Linked DNA regions of Mus musculus: region 2 is linked to region 1. A link is a loop called in an ENCODE intact Hi-C map of the cell type or tissue named here. Cell type or tissue: left cerebral cortex. All regions are shown on one strand. Links, peaks and the distances in the headings refer to the core of each region. The heading gives the core; the rest is flanking DNA. Region 1 overlaps Supt3 (SPT3, SAGA and STAGA complex component). Region 2 overlaps Supt3 (SPT3, SAGA and STAGA complex component).

Region 1 (6,863 bases), core at 1,615-4,114:
TTATCTTCTCTTCCTATGTGACCTCAAGCCTTGCATGTATTTTACATGTTCATGATTTCTGGGTGGACAGGTACCCTAATATTGTTATATATACCACTCTTCACAAATACATTTATTCACACTGATAGTCCATTAGTAAAGGCTGAGGATGAGAGGACAATACAGAAGAAAGTTTGGACCTACCAGTTTGATTCATTGGGCTTAAGAAACAAAGTCATTTCTATATCAAAGAAATTCAAGAGCTCTTCTAAAAACTGTAGCCAGTTACCCAGGAAACAGCTGAGGTTTCATGCAGAGGTCATCTAATGACTTCTCATAGCTAAAAACACCAAGTCAGAGCCTATCTTTAATGTTTCAAGATAGGCTGCCTCTCATTAGGGACTAATATAGTTGGTGACTCAGAGTTGAAAGCAAAGCTTGAAAATCCTGTGACACTTATAAATTACACAGAATCTATGCTGCCCGCATGCGATAATGAGGAACAAAGCCTGGACTATAGCATGCCTGCTTACAATAGAATGCACTGGATCTTTAAATCCGTGTTTGAGACCCACTCACTAATCAGAGAAACAAACAAAACAAAAGTGCTGCTAATGATCCTGGTCATCTAAGAGCTGTGACAGAATGTCTGAGTTACTTTTCAGTTGCTGTGATAAAATACCATGACAAAAGCAATTTATAGAATAAATAATTTTGCTCTTATGGTTCCAGAGGTTAGAGGTCCATGATGGCAGGGACAGAGAGAGGCAGCAGACAAGGAGGTTGGAGTTAGAATGGAAGAGCACACATCCTGTACCACACACAGGAAGAAGAGAGTAGACTGAAAATGGCAAGAGGCTTTTGAGACCTCAAAGCCCACTCCCAGTGACAGAGAAAGGGAGGGAGGGAAGGAGGGAGGGAGGGAGGGAGGGAGGGAGGGAGGGAGGGAGGGAGGGAGGGAAGGAGGGAGGGAGAGAGGGAGGGAGGGAAGGAGGGAGGGAGGGAGGGAGGGAGGGAGGCATTTACTTACTATTTTTATGACACCAAAACATTACCTCCAAGAGATAGAGTTTTGATTTACATATTGTTGTAAAAAAAAAGTTATCCTAATAGTGATCACTGCTCACTTTAGTGAGACACAAAATAATGAAATGAAGGGATGACTGGAGAAATGGCTCAGACATTAAGAGAGTCTGCTATCTCACAGGATCTGGGTTCAGTTCCCAGCATTCACATGGCTGCTTACAACCATTTCTAACTCGAGTTCTACGGTATCCAAGCCCTCTTCTGGCCTCTGTGGGCACTGTACACGTGGTGTACATACACAGGAAAACACTTGTACAAAAAAAATAAGTAATTCTTAAAAAAACTATTGAGCAGATTTCACTACACATACTAGTCACCTGTATCTCTGCTATAACAATTAATGTTTATTTACTCCACATTAGACAGTATGCATTCCTCAATTAAACATAATCTGAAACTCATCTAGAACTCCAAACACTGTCACTACAACAGTTGAGGCTTTAACACCTCAGCTTCCAAAAGTGTGGGTTTCAACTATACAAGACGTTATGACAAATCTGACAACTGCAGAAGCTTGCTGAATGTGTAACAAACAAGAACTAAGTTGACATGAAATGTGTAATCAATCTGAGGTGTGTCTGGCAGGCTCACTGGCATTGTATGAGGCAATGCATGATCACCACAGTCCTGGACTAGTTTTGGTGTCCCATCAAGAAACACCAACATCGCCTCAAACAACTAGAGACATAACTCCCTGTACATGAAAGCTCTGCCCTTCCAGAAGCACGGTTCTTTAGCTATAGCAAAGGGGCTTTGACCATTTCCCGATCACCACTCCTCAGTGGGAACAAATTAGTCTGTCTTTGGACTGTACTGTGTTAAATGCTTGATTTTAAAATTGCTGAGTTCATTTGAAGTTCGTACGTGAATTTTGGTTTAGAATTAGAATATATTTTACAATAATTTATTGATCAACCTTTAAAAATATTGAAGATGTTCTAAAAATGCAGTGTTATACATCCCTCTGACTGAATTGCTATGTAGGTTTAAAAAGCACATCAAATTTCCATTATTTAAAATTTTTAAATAAGTGATAAAAGTGTATAAATATAAAAGAATTGCTTTAGTTTTTTAAAGATTTATGTCAGTGTATATTTGATTTGTATATCATAGATATACAGGTGAGGTCATGTAAAAATTTCCTGGGTAAAAATGGATCACGGATGTTTGGAAACTGTAAGAAGCCCTGACTCAGAGCAAGTCACAAGAAACACTGAAAGCACCGCACTTCAGATCTCCTCACCAGTCTCCTTCATCCTCCCAGCAAGTGAAGATCGCAGCCTTGCTTCATTTCTTCAGAGCTTGCATAACTGAACATGGGGTTATCTCGATGACCCAAAGAACAAACTCACACAGTGTCATCATCTACTGAACGTGAGGGTGAGGGAGCTGTGCATATTACACAACACCAGCTACAAAGCCAATTCTAAGAATCCTTATTTTAAAAACCTTTTTCAATTCCTTCAATCAGTCTATGCTTCTTACAAATTTTGTCAATTGCAAAGTGCCTCCTCCCCCTCCTCCCCCCCACCCATTGGCTATGATGGTGTCACATGAGTAATCAGATAACCTGTGACTCCAGGGTAGAAAATAAGACGGAGTGATATATGTTCTGGGATACTTCTACAAATTTATTGAATGGAAATCTATTTCTATAGCTACTAATAACTAAAACTCAACACTTCAATATCAGAAATAGTGAACACTAGGTGTCAGTGTAAGAAATGAAAAAATATTTTTTAAAAACCTGTTGTTTCCAATCAGGTGTACAACAAAAAAATATCGAAACCAGCTGTGGCCACATTTACTTATAACTGCATAATTCAACTAACAAGCCAATCTTCTTTTTAAACACAAGTTCCTGCTCCCAGACCACCAAGAGTTTAAAGTCAGGTTGAGCTGATTATTAAATGTTACAGGTGATTTGTGACCTCAGTTTTAGAAGTCACAGCAAAATTTCATTTCTAAGGATATATTTTGAAGACAATTTTACTTTAAAGAAATAATGCTTTTTAAAATATATAATGCATTTAATACTAGTATGGTCTAAAAGTTTTATGCTATATGTTAGGAAAATTGCTTAAAATTTTGTGGAGTAGCTTTTAAAGCATATCAGGCATAAATGCTTTTCTGGCACACGAAAGGGTCCAGTTTCCAAGTCCATTGTGACAAAACTAGACCCAACGCCCCATGAAAACAAACTGAATGAAAGGCTTCCACATGAGTGTACAGATATTTAAAGTTAAGACACTCCAGGGGTTGGGTCACATACCTGTTATCCCAGTACTTGGATCACTGAGACAGAATGAAGTTTGAGACCAACATGAACTACATAGCAAAGAGTCAATCTCAAAATTTAAAATTTAAAACTAAAAACAAAAACATTAAGATACTTGAAAGCTAACCCACAAATCAGAAGATATGAGTCTTGGAACTACAGTTGAATCTTCCCAAACCCTGGGACTCACAGGGTATTTCTAAAGCAACTTGGGGGTGATATCTTCCATGTATAACCCCAGTACATGGGAGGCTAAAGGGAGTGGGATGTTGAGGATCCAAAGCCAGTCTGGGCTACAGAGTGAGCCACAGTCTAAAAAAATAACAACAAAAGCAAAGTACAGCCAACTACAAATGCTAAGGACATGACTAGAGCTGCTGCCTGATGTTGGCATCAAGGTCACAGAGCAACAGCTTCTCTATAGACTTCTCAGGGCCAAGGCTTAAAAACGAGTACCTAAAAGGAAATTATGTTAAAATTCATAGAGATGATTATCATTAGCAATAATAATGAAAGAAAAGGGTAATATCGATATAAGGCATCATATTGTATAAAGTACAACATCATTGCTCACATGTGATCTATAGTCACATGTTTGAAAATGTGTTGGGAGACTCTGCCATAAATTGTGAAACCTATTGTTGCTGAAGAAGGAGCAAAGGAAGCACAGTGCTCACCACGGCAACAGAAACTCTGTACATGCCAGAGACAGGACACAGCATTGAATGTTTTTCTGGATCAGCATAAAGACTTCAGCCTATTTACAAATAAATTTCTGTCTGTGTCTATGTTAATGTGTGCTGGTGCCCACCGAGACCAGAAGGGGCCTGATATCCTGGGGCTGCAGTGTATCATGTTGTAAGAATGACATAAGACCTCTGGCAGAACAGCAAGTGCTCTTAACTGCTGAGCCATCCCTCAAGGCCATAGCTGACATTCTTCTTGTTTCGTGGATAGTTGTTACATTCTAGTCATCATCCCAATGGCTAACAGTGAACAAACTGAAAAAAATATAATGTTCTCAGTGGACCCAGCTATACAGAAAGTGACTATAATTCAAAATGGAAACAGGCAGATACATTCATAATGATTTATCTAAACCAATGTCTCAGGGTTGCAAGGTATTTAAGAATAAAAGGAGTAAAAAGTAGAGACATAAGAAATAGAAAACAAAAACATATGTGGCATAAAATTCAAATGCAGGAAAGTTGTTCCAAAATACACACAACACAGCAATCAAAGGTCTGTTTGACTTTCCTGTGCCTTTGCTTTTGACATTTAGCCCAGTGATGAAGATTTTGTATGTCAGTAATTAAATGCTGCTTCCATTGGTTAACACTGTTGATCTACATGTATTATAATGAAAATATCTTTGAGATTGGTAAACTCCAATACATTAGCAGGCAGAGGTTCCTGGGGATGGCAAAATAAGCTAAAAACTGAAAAACTATCAAACCATGAAGCCAAAAATTCAAACTCAGCAATGTGTCCCCTACCCCCAACCTGCTCGACTAGCTCATCCTAGCTCATGGCTCATAGTTTATAGAGCTTGCGGCTAGGGCAGAAGTAACAAGGAGAGGCACATTTGGAGGATCGTTCGTAAACCATGAGCACACTAATCCAGCAGACCTAGACAGACTGTGCTAACCCCTATCTCCACCACCTCCACACTGGGATGATACTGATACTGTCAGAGCAGTGATGGTTGACGCATACCACTGATTGAATCTCTTCTTACTGACAGAGGATTTAGTTTATAGTCAGACGAGTATTTATAAATACCATGAGAGGCAAAAGCTGAAACTAAGAAAATAATACTAATTCAAGAAAGTTGGTAGTATTGTTCTTGACCAGAGAAAACTACATTCAACATGATCTTAACATTCACACAAATAGAAAAAAGAGCAACAGGAAGACATGCTGATCTTTTATCTATGCTAGAAAGATATCACTTACCACAAAAAGCTTCACAAGACCAGCTTACCTTAAGACAGGAGTGTGTGTGTGTGTGTGTGTGTGTGTGTGTGTAAGATGTGGCAGGGGTTGGGATGAAAACAATTTGAGGAAGTTAGTTCCCTCCATCCATCATGTGGGTCCTGAGGTTCAAATTCAGGTGATGAGGCTTGGCAACAGGCACCTTCCTTCATGATGAGGCCACCTCATCAGTCCTTTGTTGTTATGAAAAGAAGAACTCACTACTACAGATACAAAGGAAGATTTAAAACATTAGCAGCTTTGTAGCACTCTGATAAAGCTGAATTTCAACCTCCCTCGATATGAGGCCTCAGTGATCCTTCCTGGATTTCCTGTCTTTCGGGTGATGTTGCCGCTTTCTTCTCTTGTACCCATACCCTTTCCCAGACAGACAGCACACCCCAAGATGCCACCCTTCAGTGTTCCAAGACCTTTCTCTCTCAGTCCCTTCAGCTACAAACTCACATTTTTAAAGCTGTGATCTCTCCCCATCATCGGTTCTTCCAGGCCTTGCACTCCAGGCAGCTGCCTCTCTCTGCCTGACCCTCCACATCACCTGTGACTCGATGGTCCTCATCTCTAGCAATGCCACCCTTACATCCTGACGTTTCACGTGGGTTTGGTTTTGTTACTCCTAAACCTTTCATTCAGAGTCAATTGCTATCCAAGGAAGATAACAGTTTCTGGCCTGAATATTGTTTTTTATTTATTTATTTTTTACACTCCATAATCCATTCCCTGCCCTCCCCCATCCACCCCCCATCCACCATCTGACCTGTCTCCATGTGGATGCCCCCAACTCCCACCCTACCTGATCTCTAAACTCCCTGGGGCCTCCAGTCTCTTGAGGGTTAGGTGCATCATCTCTAAATGAACACAGACCTGGAAATCCTCTACTATATGTGTGTTGGAGGTCTCTTATCAGCTGGTATATGCTGTCTGTTTGATGGCCCAATGTTTGAGAGATCTCAGAGGTTCAGATTAATTGAGACTGCTGGACCTCCTACAGGATCACCCTTCTCCTCAGGTTCTTTCAGCCTTCCCTAATTCAACCACAGGGGTCAGCTGCTTCTGACCACTGGTTGGGTACAAATATCTGCATCTGACTCTTTCAGCTGCTTGTTGGTTCTTTTCGAGGCCAGTCATGATAGGTCCCTTTTTGTGAGCACTCCATAGTTTCAGTAATAGTGTCAAGCCTTGGGACCTCCCTTTGAGTGGGATCCCACTTTGGGCCTGTCGCTGGACCTTCTTTTCCTCAGGCTCCTCGCCATTTCCATCTCTGTAATTCTTTCAGACAGGAACAATTATGGGTCAGAGATGTGACTGAGGGATGGGAACCCCATCCCTCACTGTGTCCTGTTTTCCTGCTGGAGGTGGGCTCTATAAGTCCCCTCTCCCTACTGTTGGGAATTTCACCTAAGGTCCTTCCCTTTGATTCCTGGGAGTCGCTTACCTTCCAGTCTCTGCAGGCAAATAGATGGAACTAGAAAATATCATCCTGAATAAGGTAACTCAGACCCAAAAGGACATGCATGGTATGGACTCA
Region 2 (6,863 bases), core at 1,708-4,207, 100 kb after region 1:
ACACACACACACACAAAGCTTCAGTCTTCTTTAAACTTTGATTGACAGTCTTGGTAAGCTGCCAGCCTGACCTCTGAACTCATTCTATAGCCCAGGCAGGGTTTGAACTTCTGATCCTTCCTAGCTCAGCCCCCTGAACCACAGAACTCAGTCCTCACATATATTTTGATGTCTCATTCTTAAATATGAATAGGCATAAAATAAGCATTGAAGTAAACACTCAAGAAAGAAAAAAAAGATAATCCAGAAATCAAATTATACCCAGGGAAAAATGAAAAAATGAAAGACACATTTGAGAATAATCTAGGAGAAAGAATGAAAAAGAATGGAAATTGGACTAGATATAAGAATCAGCTGAGTATCTACAACTACTGAATAGCAGTGATTCCTGAAAGATAAAAGAAACAAGTAACACAGAAAACAAGACTGTGAAAGAAACAATAAGGTTTCCAAGGGAAGGATATATGCATCTGGTAAAGGAGATGAAGAGCCACACAGCAGAGGCAGCAGGGCAGACCCAGAGGCTCCAGGCAGTATAGGGTGTGTGGCCCCTCCTTCCAGACACTCTGGGTCAGAGTGAAATGGGGGTCTTCCAAGCAGCGGTGAAAGGTAGAAAGAAGTGGAAGGTTTGCAGGAAACTGACTTGAAACTTAAAGTCAGTCCTAGCTGCTGAGTACTAGCAAATGCGATGAGAGCACACTAGTCCACACTGCATGCGTATGCATTCTCCACTGTTGAGCTTGGCTTTGGAATTTGTTATGTACAACCTTTCAACAACAGTCAACATCTAAATTACGTTTTTCTAAAACAAATTAGCTTCTTCTGCAGACATATTCTAAATGACTATGAAGTGGGATCTGCCAGCAGAAGGTCAGAATAAGCTTAGCATTTTACTGTGGGAGTGCCTGAGGCACTGGGGACTGAAGAACTGAGTGGCTGTCAGTTTCAATCTGAACAGCAATGTAGTCACAGAGTGTTCAAGTCCTAAACTACCCTCTCCATAAACCCCTCCCTCTAATGCCAACTGTGGGCATTGTGGGAGATTTCAGATCCACACTAGGAAAGATGACAACACACAAATGTATTATTCTCAAAAACATGCTACATATTAGTCTATGGACATTTCCTTCGATGCCCACCATCAATGGACATTAGTCTTACTTTACAGACAAGCAACTATGCCGCAAATGGTCAAATATACTACCATAGGCCAAAGTTCATAATGGAGTAGTAACTTATCACAGAATTTTTACTTATTTCTACCACAATTTAAATGAGATTCAAAACTTTAATTTGAATGTGTTGTTGATGCATTGAAGTCTGTAGTGGTTCTATAAAAACCATGAAGCAAAATTGCCTTTGGTCAAAGGTGCTCTCCCCAAGGGCCTCTGCATCACACATTGTCCATTTTGTTTATCTGCTCCATTGACTACTCAGTTCATACCAAGTCAGAAGCATTTTTCTGGGTTACAGCCTTCCAGACACAACTGCACACCTAGAGCAGACACTTATAAATTCTACAGACTTAAGAGCTCTACAGTAGAACACAAGTCAGTGAAAAGAAAGACATGCTCTTGTCGAAGGTACACAAAAAACATGGTCTTAGACTGCTTCACAGTACTTACTTTTTCACTCAAAACAAAACAAAAACAAAAACAAAAGAAACAAAAAAATCTTTGAGAGTGCTCTAATCCTGCCCATCAAGGCTACTGGAAGAATGCTGCCTACTGGTTGGCTCAGCTTGCTTTCTTAAATCACCTACCATCGGGGTAGTGCCATCCACAGAGCTCTGGACCCTCCCACATCAAATATTCATCAAAATAATGCCACATAGGCATACCAATCTGACACAGGTAACTCAGTTGCGGTTCCCTCTTCCCAGGTAACACTACTTTGTGTCAAGTTGACAAAAAAATAAAAAATAAAAACATAAGTGCAGCAGCTAAGAAAGCAACCATTTCAACAGAGCACAGAACCCAAACTGAGAATAAAATCTCACCATGGAGCTCAACTGTCAGAGGAAGCCATCAAATAAGCAGCAGCCATTTGCATATAGCATATACCTCCAAAACACACAGAAATGAGTTCAAAGCTGAAAAGACAGTAAATAATCACTAATAAAATCAAATGAAAGGACATCAAGTATCTTGTTGTGACACACCCTTCTCGTAAAACTTTTCATTCCTTAAAGTTTTCTGAAGCTATGTACGTTTTACTTAAGAATATAAGGTTTAGGGCTGAAGAAATGGCTCAACAATCAAGAGAGTTGTACTTCTCTTACTAAGGACGTGAGTTTGGGTCTCAGCATCCACATCTCGTGGCTCACAAGTGCCTGTCTGTCTAGCTCTAAGAGGATCTGATACCTCTGGTATCAGTGAGCACCTCTGCTTACATGCACATACTCACAGACAGACACACAGACATATAACTTAAAATAAGAAACAAGTATTTAAAAACATATAAAGCTTAAAGAAAACAAAGTACTATTTTATATCACCCTGGTATTTACATTAGAAGTTAGACTTTGTAAATCATGCTTTAAACTCAGAGTTCATTTACAATGGACCAATGGTTTCCGTTTTCCATATTTTTATACTATGTGTAAAGAAGCACTTCTGCCCCACAAAGTGATCCTGCATATTTAGTGTTGCCTTCTGCAGTAGGCATGTGGACATGAGATGAGTTTAGCAGATCATTTACTTTTACAACAGAAATCCTTCCAGTATCCATGTTGCCTCCTCATTTAAGAAAAGAAAATGTTTTTAAAACTGGGAACCAGCAATTGAATAAATAATTACAAACCAGGCCTGCTTTAGGTAGAGGGCTTATCATGTAATTATAATGATGATCATTTACAAGTATCCAAAATGACTCCAGCATTTTAAAGAGCTAAGCAGAGTTATTTTTAAAATCAAACATATGTGCTTTTTCTGTTTATGTCTTTGGAAAGAACATTCTGCATAATGAAAAACACGACCAAATTTTTCACAGTACATCACTATAAACCCTGTAATTGACTTTTGGGGTTGGTTTACTCTATATCTATTTTTGACCACGTAGAAAACAGCAATGATGTGGTGAAAAGCCCAAAATGCAAGTCCCATCGCAGGCTGAGACTCCACTCTGATTAGTACAAAAGTATCATGTTTGTGCTGGGAAGTGTGCCCATCCTAAGAGAAAGTTCTGCTGCACAAGAATCTCCCTTTTCAAAAATCACATGCAGGGAAAGCAGATCACTGGTGCCCGTCCTGGGCCTGGGTGGGAACCTGCAGATTTTTACACTGATCTCCTCCATGAAAGGCACTCTAACACTGATGCTCAAAACTGAGGTTTACTCCAGTTCATCTGATGGAAGAAAAGTGGGTCTACAATTCAACGATATATACTAACCTTTGAACTATGATTTAACATTGAATAATTATCCTCTTCATGTCTTAACACAGATTAAATAAAGAATTTAATCTCCTTCCAAAAGCTTTGAACGCAGTTAACTCTGGCAAAACTAATTTACTATTCCTAACAAAACCACTGTTTTTCTTCATTGAAAAAAAAAGTCTAAAATACCTCTGAATGAGCACTGCTGGCTTCATCAGTAAAATTTACATATTAGCAAGTAAAATAAACGAAAAGAGCAAGATGTTGTGTGGTTTAAAAATCAGCCTTGCAACACCTACCACAGATTTATCTCCTGTGAGTTGACTCAACCATTCCTTTTTCTCAGTAAATAAACTAAGTTCCGCGCAGGGTACTGCCGAGAGTTTTTCAGGGGCCAAGTGAAAGAATATGTTTCAGATGGAAACTTCCACATTGACAGCCTGCCCACTCTCGGTAGTTATTAAAGGGTCCACAGCACTCTATGAATTAGTTGTGGTTTACCTAAATAATCATGGCCAGAATTACCAAGGTCACTGCACACTTGGAATACTATCTAAAATCGGTGCACCTTTAAAGCCATTACTCCTCTGAAAATCTAAGCTGAAGTAGCAACTTTCAGCCAGCTGTTGATTAAAAGGTACGTCATATTTAAATTACAATAAAATTTATAAGTCAACTATTAACATTTGGTCTCATAAGAGCAGCTAATCATCCTTTAATGCAAGTAATAAAACAGTATGTGGCCTACCTATATTCAACATCACCTCTAAACAAAAGAATTCTTACTAAGCCAATGAAATGAAACATCACAATCTGATGTCTACTCTCAAAGTAAAGTAAGACTGAATACAGTAGCTGAGTTTCAGAAGTCAGCACAAAGGAGTCAGTCTAGGGAAGAGGCTAGGGATGCATCTCAGCCACAGCTTCAGCTCTAGTCTGTAGAAAACGTCTCTACGCAGTTAAAGTCGACCACAGTACCTCACCTAGACCACTCAGTGAGTTGGGTGCTGTTTACAACAACATAAAACCAAAGCTAAGAACAAGAAGTATTTTTAAAAAATAGATTCAAATAAGTAGGCATTTAAACAATAAGTCCTTTTATAAGGAATTGAGTGTAATCTTTTCACAAATTACAAATTATTTGTACATCAATGTCTTCTTAAAATCCACTCATTTAATAGAGAAATAAGAATAAGAAAAGGATAAAACTAACTTTAAAAACAGAAACCATACTCATCATGAGCAAGTCAGTTTGTTATTTATATCATAGATGTTATTGATCTTATTCCCTTATAATCCACATATAAAACCCACCCTCCACTATTTTACAGGTCAGTATCTATAAAAGTAATGTAATTTCAAACATCTTCACACAGCAATAAGGTAGCTAAGAATGTGATCCAGATCTACAAAGCTCTATAGAATTGCCATCAATTTTACATGTTTAAAATAGAATTTGCTTTCCATCAATGCTTCTTAAGATAGTTAACTATACCAGACTTATTGAAGCAGTCACTCTGGATCCAGCAAATCATTTGAGTTCTTACATCCTGTTCCCACCACCTTTATATTGCAGGAAGCGCTCAATTTCAAGAATAACAGCACAAATTCCACAGGCAAAGAAGTTATTGGGATGTATATGGCCATATATTTGCCAAGGTTTCAAGGGAAAAACAAGAGATTCAGGCAAATAAACAGAACACTAGATGACCTGCAATTAAAAGTTGTATTTGAAGGTGCCTCTGCTTCTTTGCACACTTCAGGTTTATTCAGAGTCAGAACGTAAAGCAAGTCTTACAGCATCAGCACAGTGCTCCCCAGAGCGTGGAGTAATTGACAGCTCAGGAAAGAGAGCAGTGCTGCCCGTGGCCAGTGACTGCAACAGGGGACTCCTGACTGCACACTGCTTTGGGGTCCTCTTCCTTTCAGACTTGCCGCCACTTTCTCCATTCTCTTCATCAGTTTGTCTTTCCTCCTCCGTCTTCCTATTCTCACCTCCTCTCCTGCTTCACACTGATCCATGTAAAAGAACTAGTGTGATACTAACCGGGAAGGACCAGTCCCACCCAATGTGTGCTTGACAGCTGGAAACCCTATGACTTAGGGAACCGCATCCTGGCACTTTGCAGAGCCTTTTTGCTTTAAAAAGATTTTAACTATTAAAATCTGCCTTGGATCATAGAGAGGAATAGAGTTTTAAAAGATAGAGACAGAATCAAAGGGCCATGGAAATGCACAGAAGACTCCAGGTGTGCTGCACAAAGACAAAGCAAGCTCTTGGACTCCCAACAGCCTCCAGTTCAGTAAAGACATAAACACAGCTCCTTCTCTCCAGCAGACGCACCTTTCCTCAGCAGACAATTGTGACCACTACACAAAAGCACCATGGTGATGTCAGAGTTTTATTACGAATTATAATTAATTTTCTATTAAAAAGAAGAGATTTCATATAAATACTCCATTAAGAAAGATAATACAACGTAGTTATCAGTTTTATTAAATGTCTTATTACCCTGTTTAAATATTTTCTATCCAACATAAAGTAAAACTCAAACCCATATCAAGCAAGCAAATCTGACTTACTGAAAATGCTTCCTGATCTTTCGGTCATTGCCATTACCATGAACATAGCGACAGTCCACGAGAAGTCGGAATCTATTAACACTGCATCAACTACTAGAAATAGAATTGATTAATCACAACTCAATTACTACTTATAGTTATTACTTATTATTACTTATAAAGGTATAAAGTTGTACTTTCAGAAAAGTCTTAAACTCTTCTATATAAAGTGTCTTCACAGACTTTTAACTTGTGGTAAAAAAAAAAAAAAAAAAAAAAAAAAAAAGTGGGTAAAATATACCAGCCAACTTGGGATTTTGCTCACTAAGTTTTTCAGGAAAACTGACCTCATGGTAAGGATGAAGGAAGAAATGAGCTCCTCATTAGTGAAGGACATTACAATTTCCTCAGCATATCCGGCCTTCCTCTTAGCACAGCCCATCATCTCTGGTGGTCTGGATAACCTTTTGCAGTGTATCTCAGAACACAAGCAAACAAATGGTACCTTTACTGTAATAGATCTCGTGAGGAAGGTTTTACATAAGTAACTGCCAGCTGCACAATCCGTAGTACAGCAACCAGGACAGAAGCTCTGAAGAGACAGTGACAAGAGTTAGACCACTGACAGGACCCCATCAACTGTTTGAGTTTCCATACTTGTTAAGCCCCACACTGGCCATCGAAGGCTCAATTTCAAAGAGGATACCTTCTTAAGCATGAAATACCTTATCTAACAGTAGGTCAGGGATAGATACCGTGAGTAACTGAAGGACAGTGTTATAACTGGGACAGCAGGACAGACAGGGAAGGAAGGCACTGGTAAAAGTCTGGGAGTGAAGAAGTTAACTGGTTTGGTAGCTAGGGAAGAGACTGTGCACTTGAGTGATGAAGATGAAGCCTGAGAAGAGTGTATGTACAGAAACACC

Evidence for each region. Peaks named below come from ENCODE experiments on the same cell type or tissue, not always from the same donor. Only the 100,000 strongest peaks of a DNase experiment are listed, where the experiment ranks them.
Region 2: it touches region 1 in a loop (1.9-fold over the local background); 2 of 42 quality-filtered maps call a loop at or near these places.

Annotation. Positions count from the first base shown.
Region 1 is chr17:44,941,049-44,947,911 of GRCm38, reverse strand. All of the region lies in intron 3 of Supt3 (SPT3, SAGA and STAGA complex component), which reads right to left. Among named protein-coding and RNA genes, the nearest start is that of Gm52304, 57 kb to the right of the region's middle. In left cerebral cortex, for the core only: a CTCF peak has its summit at 2,760 (motif pointing right); no DNase peak of the experiment used is centred there.
Region 2 is chr17:44,838,650-44,845,512 of GRCm38, reverse strand. All of the region lies in intron 2 of Supt3 (SPT3, SAGA and STAGA complex component), which reads right to left. Among named protein-coding and RNA genes, the nearest start is that of 4930564C03Rik, 39 kb to the left of the region's middle. In left cerebral cortex, for the core only: no CTCF peak of the experiment used is centred there; DNase peaks (open chromatin) are centred at 2,715 and 3,101.